Regions from separate parts of the Homo sapiens genome. Here region 2 is linked to region 1. The links are chromatin loops, found by intact Hi-C in ENCODE. Cell type or tissue: heart right ventricle. All regions are shown on one strand. Links, peaks and the distances in the headings refer to the core of each region. The heading gives the core; the rest is flanking DNA.

Region 1 (2,815 bases), core at 178-2,677:
ATACACTTTTCATTTCTAAATCATTTGGTGATAATTTGTATTATAGTTTTTTCATATGTATACATAACTACATACATGTACATACAATTTACCTGATTTGATAGAATTAAGTTAGTGGCCTTATTGAAATGTATAATCTGCCGGTTTTCAAATACTGTTAGATAGTATCTATTACAAGCAAAATATTATTTTGATGCTCTGAAATGATAAATAGGATTCCATTTAACTCCCTTTTTAAATATTTTTGTGAAACAACTTTCTTTTGGTGTTTTTAATAATTCTATCAGGCACAGCTTAGTGATTTCTTTCTGAATTATTCCTGGATCAGAATTAGACTTCTTGTCTTTTTCCATGCCACTATGGAAGGTTGCAGAAACTAGCATGTATCTCACATATAAATTAGTTATATAATGGTAGATAAAATTTATGGTAGATATATTTGTGTTATATTTTGGTATAAATAACAGTAGATATAATTTAAGATTTTTAAAGATGATATTAATTTTACTATAGAAATAATAGTGGAAAGGCCCAGCATTTTTGGTAAAGTTGATGACATTCTAAATGTTAGCAGTTTCAATTCAGTTATTTCCTTTCACAAGTACCTGCTGATGCAGCACGTCTCTTTATTTGTATATATAGTGTTTTACTCCTAAAATATGAAGGGTAAAATTATTAAAGTAGGGTTTTTTTAAGTCAATATCTTAGATTAATAAAGTTTTCTTTTGTGACTTTGATAGTGTCTTGTGTTTATATATTTATAAACTTCATTGCAATTTAGGAATGGGGGAAGCAGTGAGTCTTTCTCAAATATTAATACTGTTTTTGTAATTCTGTTTTTCTATACTGAATATTTTTCAGAGCTATCGAACCATAAAATAGCAGGCTTTTCTTCTTAGGAGAGCCATCATTTCTCAAACGTACATCTTACTACATTGGCATTATTTGCATATTTGTTTTTCTTTGAGAGAGAGAATAGTTGAAAGTGGCCATTGAAAGTAGCACCTCCAAGTGTAGATAATGCTAAAAACATTGCAGTGATCCACTATACATGTAATATTTTGATATAATTAACTTGAAACATTAATTTTATAGTGGAATTCCATGTTTGCATTCATTAGGAATTTACTCACAACTAAATCAAGACTTTTAATTTGAACTTTCTTCCTCAAGTAAAGGTAGCACTCCCCACCCCATACATAAAAGAGACAGAAAAGGTTAAATATTTATCCCAAAAGCACATGGCTAATTAGCCATTTGTTTATGATTATTTTGTGGTATCCTCATATAATGATGGGAAAATCTGTTTTGAGGATTTGAGAAAATTTATGGTAATGTTGAATGGGATTTTCTTAAATTTCTTCTCCTTTGCTAGTCTTGAACATGAAAATTGAAACTTATGAGCTATTTAATTACATTTTTATGTGTGGGTGATTTCATATAGTTCACTTGGGAACAATTTCAGCTTAAACAGCTTTTCAATAATCCATAGAAATCTCTGCGTTATCACTTTAGATTTTAAAATGTCACTGTTGCTACTAATATGAACATGTAGGGGCAGTATAGTACTGTTTTTGTAAATCTTGTCTGAATTTGTGAGTTTTAAAAATCTGTGTTACTGTTAGAAGTTTGTTCTTCTCTAAGATAACATAACTATATCTTGCTTTTTTAAAGGATGGTTGGTACTGCTTCATTAAGTTGGAACTATTCTTTCAGTTCATGTTCTTACATGTGTTATACAAAATCTCTTATATTATGAAAGCTCTTGGCCCTGATTTATATTTGAAGTCAAGGAATATGTTTAGTTAAAAGGAAAAATGCATTTTTATTGTCTGACAATAAAAATGAGAATAAATGGATTCATAAAAACCGGAAAATACCAAGATCAGTGCAGTTTTGCCCTTACTCTGTGTCATCCTTTCAAAATGAATGTTTATGATAATTTTTACAGTCTTAATTTTTCAATATGACAAGTGAACAAAACTGAGATTACCGAACAGTCTTATTTTTAAGATTCTTTAATTGGTACATCTTTTTTTCGTGTCAAAATGGTTAAGGTTATTACAAACTTTATTACAAAATATAGTAACTTTTCCCCCGACTTAATATTTAAAAGAAGACAACTGAGCAGTTATCTCTTCCATCTATGTATTCACTTTATTCAACACCTCCTATGAGCCACGGACTGCTTTAGGCATTTAGAGTACAACAGTGAACAAAACATCCCAGCCATCACCCTCGTGGAGTTCATATCAGAAAAGCAGAGTGCCTAAGAGCGCGGATTATAGGGTCAGTTGGACCTGGGTTTAAGTTCTTTGCTGTACCACTTACTAAGCCTTATCTGTGAAGAGCTAATAGTAGTACCTTTTACAGAGGGTTGTTGTAAGGATAAAATGAAATAACCCATGGAAAGCATGGTTATGTACAAGAGTTCTGTAACTATTATGAAGCCCTCATAAGACATTTTTAGATGTGTTGGTAAAATTTATAATTAATTCTCCTGATGTAATAGTACTTATGATAGAGATTTTGAGTATTTTTTTCATTTTTAGTTTCTTCAAGTGGTAAAAGAAGATGCACAGCATAAATTTTGAATAATTTTTCTTAAACAGTTTCCTGAGTGACTTTTAATCTTCTCTGAGTGGAAAGATACCATGCATAAAAAGTTAATGTGATTTGGTTCTACTTACATTATGTAGATTCATTCAGTGCGACTATCATATATGTAAAAATTAACCCCATTATGTCTCCCTACATGAAGAAAAGCATATGTGACATCTTGGTAGTTTGTTTGGAGATTCTCAGATGTTCAGAA
Region 2 (2,815 bases), core at 300-2,799, 350 kb after region 1:
ACAAAACTCAAGTATAGTCAAGGGAGATTAAAGCAATTTTAAAAAATGACTATCAAAGTCTGGAGTAGACATCAAAGGATAGAGCAAAGGACACGAAAGAAAGAGGAACACACCTCAGAGACTGAAGGTGAGGATGGGGTAGGTGCAGAGGTGTTTGTAGGAAGGAGGTAGAAAGTTGAGGGACATTGGGCCTGATGGCCTTGATGTTGGAGACAGGTTTATGTGCTAAGTATGAGACAGAAGGTTGAGTAGGAGCTTTGGGGAGAGTGCTAGAATGCTTGGAATGGTCACCTAGGGGCAGAGGAGAGGAAGCTCTTCCAGGACAGCTGGGGAGATGGGCAGCCCTGAAGCCCAGCAGAGGTCAGGGGCCATGAACTTGTAGTGGCCTGGCCTATGCAGTAGAGTCCATTTCCCCGGGAGTACTCAGTCTCAGAGACGGAGCAAGACAAAGGTTGACAGGTTGGAATTTTGCTTTGTGAGTGTCTGGTGAGACTGGATGAGCCACTGAGTCCAGAATAAAGAGAGAGAGGGCAGGCAGAGCCTGATGAATGGGGAGAAGAGGGAGAGGTCACTGGATATGAGCACCGAGAGAGCATGAAGGATGCACGGATGTCGTAGAAAAGCAACACACTTGTCCTGCTTTCGATTTTGCTGTGTGTGAGATACAAGTAAACAGCCAATTTTCACACTAAAGAGTATGTAACTTTGCAAATAGCTTGTACAAAAGCATTAAAGCTGAGTTAAAAGGGCAAGTATGCATTTCAGCTACACTGGTCCCACAGTGACATCACTAGTTATGATTGTAGGGGTGGTAACTGTTTAGAAAATAAAGGGAGGGGCCATTCAATATTTCTTATCTTTATCCAAATCTGAAGTATTTCAGCCCTATTGCAAGACAGTACCCTGTAACAGATAGCTGCCTCTCTCCAAGAATAATAAAGCCCCGCTTTGCAGGGAGAGGCTGTGGATGAAGAGCAGTAGGCGGAGGGCTCCAAGGAGTTTCCAGCTGTATTTTCTGAGCTTGCTAAGCATTTAATCAATGGCAAGGAACATCTCAGTTGTCCAGATACAGTCATCCCACGCGAGGTGCACGGAGACCAGTGTTCTGATATGCAAAGAGAGCCTGGGACTCTCATCAAATCACCAAACAGGATGCTGGCCATGCAGCAAACAGGCCTGCAAGCTGTTGGCAGCTGAATGTCGGGCTGCCAGAGCCAGGCCCAGCCACATGATGGGCATGGCCCCAAAGGCTTGGTGGCAATCTGTATTCCAATGCATGCCCTCCACCATGCTGCTGACCCTCTGCCAAGCGGGGCCCACGCTCAGGATCTAGAGACGCTGTTGTTGCAATGCATACAGGCCTCTTTGTTCAAAAATACTGTATGCATGAGAGAAAGCAGCTTCCTTTGGTTCTTTCCCCATGGCCTGGAAAGAAAGGCTTCACAGTCAAGCTGCCCAGCTGACCAGCATTGGGCAAAGGGGCGGGAGGGGAACTTGCTGAAAGCTAGCTGGTTGTAGTACATCTAAAAATGGAGCTTGAAGGGGTTTGGCTGGGACTGTGGCAACCTCACTCAGGTGTCATCCAGGCCTGTGTTGGGCTGGCAGGGGGCCCTTGGAAGCCCTTGCTAATTAAATGTATTGAGAAAGTGGCTTTGACAGGGAAGGCTCTGTCAACACTGCCACTTTGGTGCAATCTTTTCAAATGACAAGGAGCCTCTTCCTTTATGTGCAGAAAGAGCTGAAGAGCAGGATAGATTCAAAATGAGGTGCACGAGCAGTTGAGTAATTACCATTTTCTTCTGTGGCTGCTCCACCTGCCCTGAAGTGATCTTCTATCAGCTGAAGGACACTCTACTGTCCAATTCAGGGGCATGCTCTCTCTGCCTCCAACTTTACCACCAGAAAACTTGGAAGTCACATGAGTAAGAGGGACCCAGTGGCGAAGATGTCCTCAGATCATTCTTCACTTGAGAAAAATACCTAGATGGTCACTTCGCAGGCCTCAAGCAGTGCTGACAAATGGGCTCCACTTAAACCAAGGGGAGAACAGTTTCCATTCGCAATGGAGTGCCATTACCCTTTACTAAAACAAAACATTTTTTTATCCTAAAGAAATTATTTCCTTATTTGTTGACTCCAGAAAGCTATTGAGTAGTTCCAAATGTTGGCTGCACAGCTAAGCTCCTGTTGGGTGATTTGCAGTTTCCCAGCAAGGTCAAAAGGAATTCCCTGGGTTCCTGGAAATAGGTACCCGTGGTACCCACAAGCTAGGGCGAAGCTAGAATGATGGAGAGAGATGGCAGGGACAAGCTTGATGGGTCTTGGGGGCATATGCTTTCCCCAGGCCTGGACCTGCATCAGTGCTGGCTCCCATGAGCTTCTTCCAAGTGGAAAAGAAGTCTTGTGATCAGCCTCGAGTGTGATTCCTTTTATGGCACTCCAGCACCTAGTACAGCACACAGCAGGGACCTAGCAAATTTTTAATAGATGGATAGATGTTTCACTTTTTTTCAGGGACTAGGAAGAACTGTTTCTTTGAATTTTGGCTCTATCAGCTTTGTTTGGGTGTAAGACAAGGACATGCATCTTTTGAAAGGTTCCCAAATCTAGATATTCCTAATATATCACTGCTCCCTGCAGCTCAGCAGGGCACCCCTTCCCTGCCACTAAGGAAAGACCACCAAAGCTGAATTCAGCCTTGCTAAATTAAGCATCCCTGAAGCTCACTCTACTCCAAGTGAATTCTGGTTGTTGACATTTGAGCCAAAAGACTTAAGGAGGTGCACTCCAGTTAATCCAGTGCCTCTAATTGTTC

What was found. Peaks named below come from ENCODE experiments on the same cell type or tissue, not always from the same donor. Only the 100,000 strongest peaks of a DNase experiment are listed, where the experiment ranks them.
Region 2: a loop joins it to region 1, with 2.7 times the contacts of the local background. A loop is called at or near these places in 5 of 110 quality-filtered maps.

The regions. Positions count from the first base shown.
Region 1 is chr4:152,368,821-152,371,635 of GRCh38, reverse strand. The region is part of intron 4 of FBXW7 (F-box and WD repeat domain containing 7); the gene reads left to right. Among named protein-coding and RNA genes, the nearest start is that of FBXW7-AS1, 33 kb to the right of the region's middle. RefSeq lists an enhancer at 2,271-2,815. In heart right ventricle, for the core only: CTCF peaks have their summits at 1,336 and 1,537; no DNase peak of the experiment used is centred there.
Region 2 is chr4:152,020,710-152,023,524 of GRCh38, reverse strand. No RefSeq gene overlaps it. Among named protein-coding and RNA genes, the nearest start is that of LINC03074, 66 kb to the right of the region's middle. In heart right ventricle, for the core only: no CTCF peak of the experiment used is centred there; DNase peaks (open chromatin) are centred at 1,174 and 1,468; H3K27ac peaks cover 1,758 bases.